2 separate regions of the Homo sapiens genome follow, and region 2 is linked to region 1. A link is an interaction called in ENCODE POLR2A ChIA-PET data of the cell type or tissue named here. Cell type or tissue: MCF 10A. All regions are shown on one strand. Each heading gives the region's core, and the rest is flanking DNA. Links, peaks and the distances in the headings are about the cores only.

Region 1 (5,378 bases), core at 217-5,216:
CTGAGCCTGCCTGACCCCATCACATCCTGGCCGACTCTCTCTCTCAAAACCTCTCTTCTCTCACTCTGTGTTTTCTCCTTTGTCTAATATCTCCACCAAGAGCAGGCAACAGTTTCTGTTGTTTACGATCAGAAGAGTTCATTTTTTTTTTCTAAACGTTTCTCATTTTGAACCAGTGGACCTTGACATTCACAGCCACACAGGCCCACTGAGGTCTTTTTCTTAAATAAAACAGCAACTTTTTCCTAAAGAGGCATTTGTCTTTCTTCTTAGACCACTGTTCTCCATCCTGGATGTGCATTACTGTCACCCGGGAACTTTTAGTGGCATCACCACCTGGGCTGCCATCTCTAGCGATGCTGATTTGCTTGGTTCCAGCTGGACTTGGGCACAGGCATATATTTTGTTTGTTCTGCTTTTGTTTTTATTTTTTTATTAATTTTTTTAAAAAGGGGATGGGCTTGTTGGAAAACATTCCCCAGGACATTCTAACACGCAGCCATAGCTCAGATCGGGAGTCGGCATCCTTTCTCCGTGAAAGGCCAGAGAGTGAAGATTTTCGACTCTGTGGGCCACATCAGGTCTCCGTCATAGATTATTCTTCTTCTTCGTCTTTTTTGATTGCTTGTTTTTAATTCCTTTACAAATATAAAAACCATTTTTAACTTGGGCCATAGCAAAGATAGGCTTTGGGCTTTTCTGACTGCTATTTTAGACCAACAAGTTCCATCTTTGGCCTTTCTTCATATAGTTCTATTTTCTTCTCCTTATGGAAAGTGGGTTTCAGGAGACTGGGCATTTTTAAAAATTTGTTTCCTTATCTTTAATGCAAAGGGATTGAATGTATGATCGCCTATGCTCCCTCCAGCGCTGAACTTCTCTCATTCTATTTTGTGGAGATGGCTGTGGTGAGCTCTTCTCAGGCCATGAGGCACGTGTGTCCTGGCCAGGAGTTCATCACAGCAGCCCACGAGGGGTGCATGGAAGATTCTAAGCTTTCAGGTGAAAAGATCTGGGTACCAATTCCAGCCTATCGTGTATAAGCCTCCCTCACTGCCCCATCTATGACTAGGATAATAACAGCGACTTGATAGGGCTGTTGTGAAGATTAAATAAGATGACGGAACCTGTGCAATAAAGTGGAAACAAGGCAGCTCCTTCGTCCAGGTGCCTCAGGTACTTGCTAACTGTGTGAGTTTGGGCAAATGCACTGCCCCAAGCCACGGTTTGCTCATGTGTAAAATGGGGATGATTATATCACCGCTTCCTTCAGAAGGCTGCGACAGTTAAATGGAGCAACCCATGTAAAGTGCGTTAGACAGAGAGGAGGCACTTAACAAACAGCTGCCATTAGACTTGCTGAGGTAAAAGAACCAGTTCAGTCACATGGCCCAGTGTAGGATCATGATCACGTGGTCAGAACATCAGCGAGAAGCTGAACAGTGCTTTTCTGTTGCTTCTCTAGGGTTTTTCCAACATATGCACAAAATCAGCAAAAATATATATAGAACCGAGGAGGCTCAGGGAAAATGACAGGCAGACATGCAGCTATTGCAAACCCGTGATGTGCCAGGCCCTGGGTTTCTTCCTGGAAATAGAGACATAAATAAGACACGGATGATGATCACCATCAAGGGTTCAAGGGCAGTGCATAGCTCTTTGTTCAAATCCACAGAAATATGACTCGAAGAAAGCATACGGTGGATAGAAAAGATCTTGCAAATCAGCCCTGTGTTCTTCTGTATCACAGTTCAGGAATGTCTCTTCTCCATGCAGGTTCATGGCACATCAACGAGTGTGACTGGGGAGTGCTGGCAAATCTACAGTTGAACTGCCTAATAATTTGTGGCATCAGAACCATGCAGGAGACAAACAAAATGACTTAGACCTTCTGTGTGATCTCACGAGGGTTGTGTTGTAGGGCTCCTGTAATAAGGTGAGTTATTATATCTGCGTAGTGCCGGGCAACATGCCTGGGCCTGCATGAGCTCCTCCTCTGTTCTTGGTCTCTCATTTGACATGAAGAATGAGAAGCAGACCGTTCCTGCATGCACTCACGTCTTCTGAGATCTATGGATCTCTGCTTTAGCTCTTCCCAGTTTACTATTTGATGAAGGAGAAAAGGAGAAAGGCACTAATAGGCACTAATCCTTTAACTTTTGACCAGTCTGTTTAACGACTAAAACTGCTCCTTGGAGGTTGACTTCATCCTCAGCATTTTACCTTTTTACTAATTTAGAAAACTAAAGTATAGAAGCTTTAATTTTTCCGGAGCCTCTGATCAGATAGTGGGAGAAACAACTTTTAAACTCTGGACTGTCTGCACCAAAAATCAAAGCCCTTTCACAATCCTACACAACTCTCCTACTTACCTCACAAGTAATTGAGCTTTAACAATAAAGAATATTTATAGAGTCCTTGCCTTGTGTGCTTACTGTATATACTGGAGTTTGTCATGCTCTCAGGAGGGAGGGTTTATAAGTGACCACACCAGTGCTACTTCACAGGCTAGGGAATTGCGTCACAGAGCAGAGTTTAGAAGCTTGCTTAAGGTGATGCAATTAATAGGTGGGAGAGTTAGTGTTTGAAGTAGCCAACGGGCCTGTTGTTTTTAAGAGCTGTGCTATAGAATCTCTTTTTGCTTGATTTTTGTCTCTAATCTTCTTGGTCTGGTCACAAGTTGCATCTCTATCGACAAATTGAAGCAGTTATCTAGAGTTTTCTGCCCTGGATTTTTAATAATTCATGCAAAGACCTTAGTCTGTTACTGAGGATAACATACTTGCCATGTGGAAAATGAAATAGGAGTCCATTCTTTAAAAATATGTGCTCCAAAGTGCAGATCCTCAATCTTTTCTTCCTGCATTCATCTATGCAAGACTTGAGACTAGGGAGACCCTATTTAAAACACTTGTTTATAGCTCCGTATCTCTTGTATTGGTTGGCATTCCCTGGTTAAATAAAATTCCCAGATGGACTTTATTTTTTCTTTCACCATTCCTCAAGTCAGAGAGTGACAGCACAAATTGAATGTGAGGCGTGATTGGAAGGATCCTCATTTCGTGTAATTTAGAAACAGAGACAGTCTGAATGGCTCGCTGATTTAATTACAGGATGTAAAAGTGGGTGAGACATGGCACAGCACTGACGGCTGATGGAGGCCTCCACTGTATATCCTTGTTTTCATCTCCCACAATTATTCGGACAAATCTTATGGGGAAATTTTGATGTGGCAACAGTAAACAGATGCTTTTCTTTAACTGCCAGGGTAAATTACCAGGTAATTTTGCTGGAAACGTGTGTCAATACAACACGGTCTCTCTTCCTGTCTGTGTTTCCGTCTTTCCTCCTTCCTCCTCCCTGTAGCCTTTCAAGACTGTCTCTGTTAGCAGAGAAATGGAGAGAAGCAGAAACCTTCTCTTTCATAAGGTATTTTCTGAGGATGCAATTTCTCCCTTTGCAGCCAAGTGGCATTTCTGAGCAGGATGTTAATGAGCCCAGTGCAGCCCTTGGTAGGCAGCAACTGACCAGCAGAGCTGGAAGTGTGCTCTTGGCTTTCAGAGATATCTCCAGTGATGCTCGTAGCCACCAGTTTTCCAGTTTGGTGGTGAAGCTGTGACTCAGAATTGAAGCCTATGGTAATTTTATCTCATCTTTCATTTTGGCCTCGGCCCTAAAAGTTCTGAAGAATTGATTTCAGACTGTGGAAAATCAAAGAACAAAATCTCATTTTATTCTGGAAACCATAGCAGGACCATCCACACCACTGCCCTGGCTCCTGACCTCATGCAACACTCCTGGCCTACATGCTTGGCCTGGCACTGCCGGCTGGTCCTTCTCACCACACCATGCTGTGTTGGTGACCTCAGCTGAGGCATTCCCTTAGCAGTGACTCAATGTGTTTCTTCAGTTTGTGCATTTATCCAGCAAGGAGGACATAGCTCTGTGGATAACCTATGGATCAATGACTCCATGGACAATGGTGGTTATGGACTAAAGTGTCACCAATGCCACCAAATGAGAAGCACTGGGATGATGTAGCAGAAGGAGCTTCCAGGGCAGCTGTGACAAATCGCAGAGGCAGTTGTCCTCATCTCACCCTGCACTTTATTTGCAGAATCTCCAGGATAGCTGACTGGCTCACTTTGCTTCCAGTAATTGCCTTCCTTCAGCCATCAACTTAAACTTGATCATCTGACGGCTCCCTCTCCATGGGCAGCGGGTCTCCCTAGGCTGCCACCTGTGGGCCAGTGTGGGTCAAGTCCTCTCTGACTGTATCTCTTTGCTCCTGCCAAGCTGTGCTGCAGACACACCCTCTGTCCCATGATTTTGGCATCCCGGTTCTCTCTGGTCCCTTTCTAGGGCCTCCCTTCCACCCTCAGGTGCTGTCATCATAGCTGGAGAAGGCATCTGGAGCACTCTTCAGGATGCACACTCTCTTGTTTGGTGAACCCCAGTATCTTTCTCTTTCTTCAAGAAGTCGCCAGAGTCTTCCATCCTCCTGGAAGCTTGCCTTAAGCTCTCCACCCACTTTTTTTCTTCTTCAGTTTTTTTTTTCTCTTCGCTCTCTCTTTCTTTCTTTCCTTCCTTTCTTTCTTTCCTTCCTTCACCTCCCCTCTCTTTCTCTTCCCTTCCCTTCGCTTATCTCCCTTTCTTTCTTTTTTCTTTCTTTCTTTCTTGCTTGCTTTCTTGCTTTTTTTTTTTTTCTTCCTCAGAGCCTCACTGTGTTGCCCAGGGTGGAGTGCAGTGGCACAATCTCAGCTCACTGCAACATCCGCCTCCCAGGTTCAAGTGATTCTCCTGCCTCAGCCTCCTGAGTAGCCAGGACTACATGTGCCCGCCACCACAACCAGCTAACTTTTGTATTTTTAGTAGAGACGGGGTTTCACCATGTTGGCCAGGATGGTTTCTTTCTTTCTTTTTTGACAGGGTCTCTTTCTTTTTTGACAGGATCTCTCTCTGTCACCCAGGCTGGAGTGCAGTGGTGTGACCTCAAGTCACTGCAGCCTCTGCCTCCCAGGCTCAAGTGATTCTCGTGCCTCAGCCTCCCAAGTAGCTGGGACTATAGGAACGCACCACCACACCTGGCTAATTTCTATATTTTTTTGTAGAAATGGAGGTCTCATCATGTTTCCCCGGCTGGTCTTAAACTTCTAGACTCAAGCATTCCTCCTGCTTCAGCATCCCAAAGTGCTGGGATTACAGGTATGAGCCACCCTGCCCGGCTTCTCAACCCACTTAACAGTAGCAACTGCCACCATTGCCATTTGCTGTCCTCATAATAATACTGTGGCATAGGTATTATTATTCCCATTTTGTGGGTAAGAAAATAGAGGTTCAAAAAGACTATGATTTGCCTAAATTAATAATTCGGTAAT
Region 2 (5,378 bases), core at 253-5,252, 60 kb after region 1:
AAAGCTGAGAGCTCTGTCCCTGAATTTAAAGACCTTTGCTCTTTGAAAACAATAAATGCATGAAAAAAGCAAAACTGTCAAAAAAGGGTACTGGAAATCACTAGAATGGCATGTAAAAGCATATAATTCTTGTGCTCTCACATTCTTGGCCAACAGGGTAAACAATTTAGAACCTCTAACCTTTCTGAAAGGTCTCATGATAAAGTGGTCTTCTTATTTGTACAGAAGTCACAATTCAAATAGTTTAGGACATATGTGTACCTTTCAATGGTATAAGTAATCATGTCAGAAAGAGGAATCTGAAAAATGTGTCTAAGTTAAATTTGGTGACAGAGTTCTCAAATGTGAGAGGTATATTTTATTTGCTGAATGTTGAAAATATAGCCTTGAACTAGCTAATGAAAGGGTTTTATTTAGAACAGCTCAGAGTTTGGTATCACACATTTGTCCAGGAAAATGTGCTTGAAAATTATCCCTATATTTACCTCAAACTATATATTAGATTAAAAGACAGTCATTACTAAAAGGTTTTAGATACATAGAATTTTCCAATATGAATTTCTCAATATAAAAAGTTTTATATTGTATTTCTGATTACCATCCGAGAACACTATTTGGCCAATCTGAAAAGACAATCTCTGCCTCACAGACACTACATCAGTAGGGTTTTGGATGCTGGAAGAAGATAATTCCAGTATTAGAAATAAAGCATGGAAAACATACTGTCTCCTGAGCCCCAGATCTAGTGTCTAGGATTGGGTGTGAATCTCGGATCTAAATTGCCATGACAACCTCGTTTCTTATGCATTATCTTGAGGTAACTGGGATTCAAACTTAATGGGATTTATAGGTTGAAACTATCACCTTATATTAACCCAGAAATAAATTGCTAGGTAGTGTGGAAAGAGCTTTGCTATTTAATATTGAATGCTTATGGAGTCTAAGGCTCTCAACTCAATGTAGGCGTGGCAACCACTGTCCTGAAGAAGGCTGTGTTTCAAACATAGGGTATCTGAAAGTAAACTCTCCATTTTTGCCTCGTTGAGTTGCCATTAGCTGCAGTTGGTATGGGGCATGCATTTCTGCAGACACCTGGCAATGGCACTGTTTACTAAATATGTCCAACCACCTTACAAATATCATCTCTGTCTCTCACAGCAACTTCACAAGTGCTTATAATTGATGAAATTGAGTCCTTAATTTAATCTACTTACTCAGTACACACAGGCTAAAGCCAACTTTTGTTTTTCACTACATCCTGCATCTTATTACCTTGTCTATGCAACAGGACTTCCACCTGTGAGGATTTGAAAAGTGCCTCTGGGTTTGCTGGACATCAGCATCTCATGATAGACTCATGTTCAGTAGAACATCTGAACTGTGCATGCAGCTGCAGAAATTCTCTGCTTTTATTGGGCTCTCTTCCCTTGATTTGCTGAGAATACTGAGGTTTTGGGAACCTGCGGGTTACACCTTCCACAGATACATTTTGTTGGGTTTCCCTCCAGACGTAAGCTCCAGGCTTCACTGATGCCTCACTCTTGCTTGTCTCTAATTGCTGTGGTCTTTTCCAGGGTCCTCAAGGGTGTCTGGCAGGAAGGAAAGATGTGTTTTCCCACTACCCCATCTCTAGCATGGACACAAGTCACTCCCTCATTCTGCTTGACAAAACTGAGGAACTGTAATAGTTAACAAAGCTCTTTAGTAAAAGAATTAGAAACAACCCCCCTCCCACACCCGAACTTAATATCTGTTGACCATTAAAAACAAAATCCAAAAAACCTTGTTAACTGTTGACCATGCCTTTTTTCTGGGAGTTCCCCAATGGCTACTTCTGCTTTGACCCTATACCCCATTGATTGGATTTCTTTCTCCTTGGAACAGAGCCCTCTTCTCCTGGTTTTACTCATTCCCTAGTCCCAGGTCCCTCATACCCCATTTTTGCATCTACCAGGGGAAGAAAGAAAAAAAAAAAAAAACATTTAAGACCAAAATAAAATCTCTACAGTGATGTGTCCTCCCCACCCCAGGGAAAACTTGCTCTGTAAAGTAATTCCTCAGTGTTGTCTCTCTCTCCCTCTTTCTCTCTCTCTCTCTCTCTCTCTCTCATTTCCTTTAAGTTCCTTGTACACTTGGTTTGGGTTTGGTTACTTAAGATCTTTACATAACCTAAAGGCCATGAAAGTATTTTCATAAATGAGACATACTCCCACTAATATAAATTATGTTGTCACCTTCAAAAGCAGACAGTGAAGTTTAAAAAAATAGTTATAATATAATATTCCAACTGTTCTGTAACATATATATCCACCTATGAAAATTGTATTCAAGTATAACAGTATGTGCTTAAGGTAACCACCATCAGCTTTAGGGAAGGTTCTGGAGATGGTGTGTGAAAGCCTGCCTTGTGTAACAGATGACATGTAGCGCTAGTTTTACTAGTCCCTCTAACCCATAAGTAGTCTGTGGAAGCAAGGGTCAAACTTCCAGTTTACACACTGGGAATCTGAAGTTCAACAAAGTTAAATACTATTTCCAAGTCATATGGTTAATAATGTGGTGAATTTAAGCTCTGGACCCAAGTTCCCCAGACTCTGATTATATTGTTCTTTCCGCTGCACAAAGTTCTTAACTCAGAATAACTAGCTGCCAAAAAAATTCTAGACATTAAAGAAGAAGATGGATGTAAATTATAATTGTGGGGATCTCTTGCTTCTCCAAATTTTAGTAGGTAGATGGCTTCCTATTAAGCCAACACAGTGACCCTGGGTGTTACAGATGTTTGGAGGTAAAATAACTGGTGTCTTAGAGATCTGTAAATCTTATTTGAACACTATTTTTTCTGATGCAGGAGCAGTCTAGAGTAAGAGCTGTTTCCTGGCAGAGGATCAAGTATCCAGGTCACATTGAAGAGACATGTGAGGACTCCAATGGAGAACAATTTGAGAGTGAGAAACCAGGTGAGGTGTTTCTCACTCTAGGAAAGTTAGTGAATCTACCATAGCTGGGAGACAAGGGGAATTGTAATTAAGAAAGCCAATATCATGACTGGAATGTTGCAAGACATAGGAAAACTCAGAATATTTTAGGTAATGGAGTTTGTTGGAATATTTTTGGTAATGGGGTTTGTTGAAATATTTTTGGTAATAGGGTTTGTTGGATATTTAGGTGATAGGGTTTGTTTCCCTATTTATATGGGAAAATAGGTAAGAGAAAATTGGCTACATATCTGGGACACAAACTTGAGGACGATTCAGGATGTACTCTCTTGTTGTCCACTGTCAAGGAGGTGACTATGCTTTCTTAGGGCCCTTATTATTTTGTAATGTTAGTCCATTTGTGCTGTTATTAAAAAATGAGTAATTTATAACAAACATGAATTTATTTTCTTCCAGTTCTGGAGGCCAGGAAGTTCAAGATCAAGGTGTTGGCAAGTTCAGTGTCTGCTGAGGACCTGATCTCTCTTCTTTCAAGATGGCATCTTGTTGCTCTTCCCTCCAGAGAGTAGAAATGCTGGAACCTCACATGGAGGAAAAAATGAAAAGGACCAATGCTAGTTCCCTTCAGCCTTTTTATGAACTCACTAATTCCCATTGAGGGCTCCACATACATGACTTAATCACCTCCTAAATGCCTGACTTCCTAATACTCTCATTTTGAAGATTAAGTTTCAACATATGAATTTGGGGGTCATATTCAGAACATAGCACTTATGATACTATCTCAAATCATAGACTGCTTTCTCGGTGGGCATCTATCTCAGTTTCTTTTCTGTTGTTATTACAGAGTACCTGAGCCTGAGTAATTTATAAAGAAAATACATTTATTTTGGCTCATGGCTCTATAGGCTGGGAAGTCCAAGATTGGGCGGTTACATCTGGTTGGCTCCTGGTGCGGGCCTCCTGCCGCATCATAACAAGGTAGAGAAGTGAAAGGGAAGGTGGGCTTGTAGGAAGGGGGCAAAGCATGAAGGGCAGGCTTGCTTTATAGAAACTGGGACACAGCACCCCACAGGATGAGTGTATAAAGGCTAGACAGACAAGGGGATTGTTGTGTTGAACCTGAAAAGTCCCCTCACCTGGCAATGCTCTCTGTTCCCTGTGAGAAGAAGGGGTTTCTTTTCTTCTGGGATGATTCATCCCTTCACCTGTGGCCTTCCCTAGAGCCCATCCTTGTGCCATTCTGCTCTCCAGGCACATCTCTCTCAGATGAATTCCCTCTTCCCTCTTCCTCTGGCCCCTCCTGTTTATTTATCTGTTTCCTCACCACTGTGTAATCAGGTAGGCCCCACTGCTGTGACCTCTGGAATAATGATTGAATCTGCCCTATCCTCTCCACAGTGATGCCTGGGACCCAGCTGAGATCTCCATCATCTCTCAAAACAACTGTGCACTGACCTCCTGACCTAAGCCCAGCCTCTGCCCACTCAGACTGACCTTCACGCAGCTGCACAATGCTGCATTTGGAAGCCGGACCTGACCACATTCGTTTCCCTCTGTTGGTCTGATTGCCTAAAAAATGAAGCTCTGGGATAGGTTGCTTGTCTGACACTGTGTTCCTCTCCTGCTCCTCTTGCCACCTCCCTGGGACTCTGCCCTGCAAGAGCATGCTGCAGCTCTCTGCACATGCCATCAGTCCTGTGCCTTCTCATTTCCGTTAACATTGCCACCTCCTTCCAGAATGCTTTTCTGCTCACATTAACCTGTCTGACTCCCACTTAGACTTTGCTCACAGGGCATCAATTCCAAAATAAATCGTATGCCCTGCCTACCTCTTTCACCTTTCCTGACAAACTAGCTCTAGCTGCTGACTGTAGGAAGCCTGAAAATCAATAACTAGCTGTCTCAGCTGCAAGAAGGGGGATAAGGGTTGGGCCAGGGTATGAGTTATATCAATGGCTTTTTTCTTTCAGAGATTCATGTTCTGGAGAAATGAAAATGCTGTCTCAGTGGAATGTTGATTAGCTGGAGTGGAGACCCAAGATCTCTGTCCAGGCAGGGCCATCAAGTGAGTTTGGGATGAATTTCTTTAATTGCTTCTCTAAGATTGACGCTTGCTGATACGACATTAAAATTTTGACCAAGTGAAGCTTCTCAATTTGTGCACCTGATTCAGGCATGTACAACAAGAAGTCATGATAGGAAAGTGCCCTTGATTCATTTTACAAATAAAAATTCCAAGGGCTGTGATGAGAGTCATTATATGTGCAGACACTTATAAAAAGATATTAAGAAAGTCTCACTTTTCAGTTTATTAAAAATGGAATTGAAATGCTTCTTGGTGAGACATTGGAATCTGAAACCTCAAAATGACCTGCAGAATGCCAAGTACGTAATTCTAGTTTTCAATTCCTCAGGCAGGTGAGTCAGAAAGTCAGA

Evidence for each region. Peaks named below come from ENCODE experiments on the same cell type or tissue, not always from the same donor. Only the 100,000 strongest peaks of a DNase experiment are listed, where the experiment ranks them.
Region 2: POLR2A ChIA-PET joins it to region 1 with 5 read pairs; 2 of 35 experiments call an interaction of 5 or more read pairs at or near these places.

Annotation. Positions count from the first base shown.
Region 1 is chr2:6,790,702-6,796,079 of GRCh38, reverse strand. LOC105373404 (a long non-coding RNA gene) reads left to right here. Exons shown (of 4, transcript XR_922745.3): 2 at 1,777-1,936; 3 at 5,112-5,205. Among named protein-coding and RNA genes, the nearest start is that of LINC00487, 23 kb to the right of the region's middle. In MCF 10A, for the core only: no CTCF peak of the experiment used is centred there; a DNase peak (open chromatin) is centred at 2,509.
Region 2 is chr2:6,730,278-6,735,655 of GRCh38, reverse strand. LINC00487 (long intergenic non-protein coding RNA 487) reads left to right here. Exons shown (of 6, transcript NR_038369.1): 3 at 2,852-2,960; 4 at 3,396-4,501; 5 at 4,913-5,007. Among named protein-coding and RNA genes, the nearest start is that of LINC00487, 37 kb to the left of the region's middle. In MCF 10A, for the core only: no CTCF peak of the experiment used is centred there; no DNase peak of the experiment used is centred there.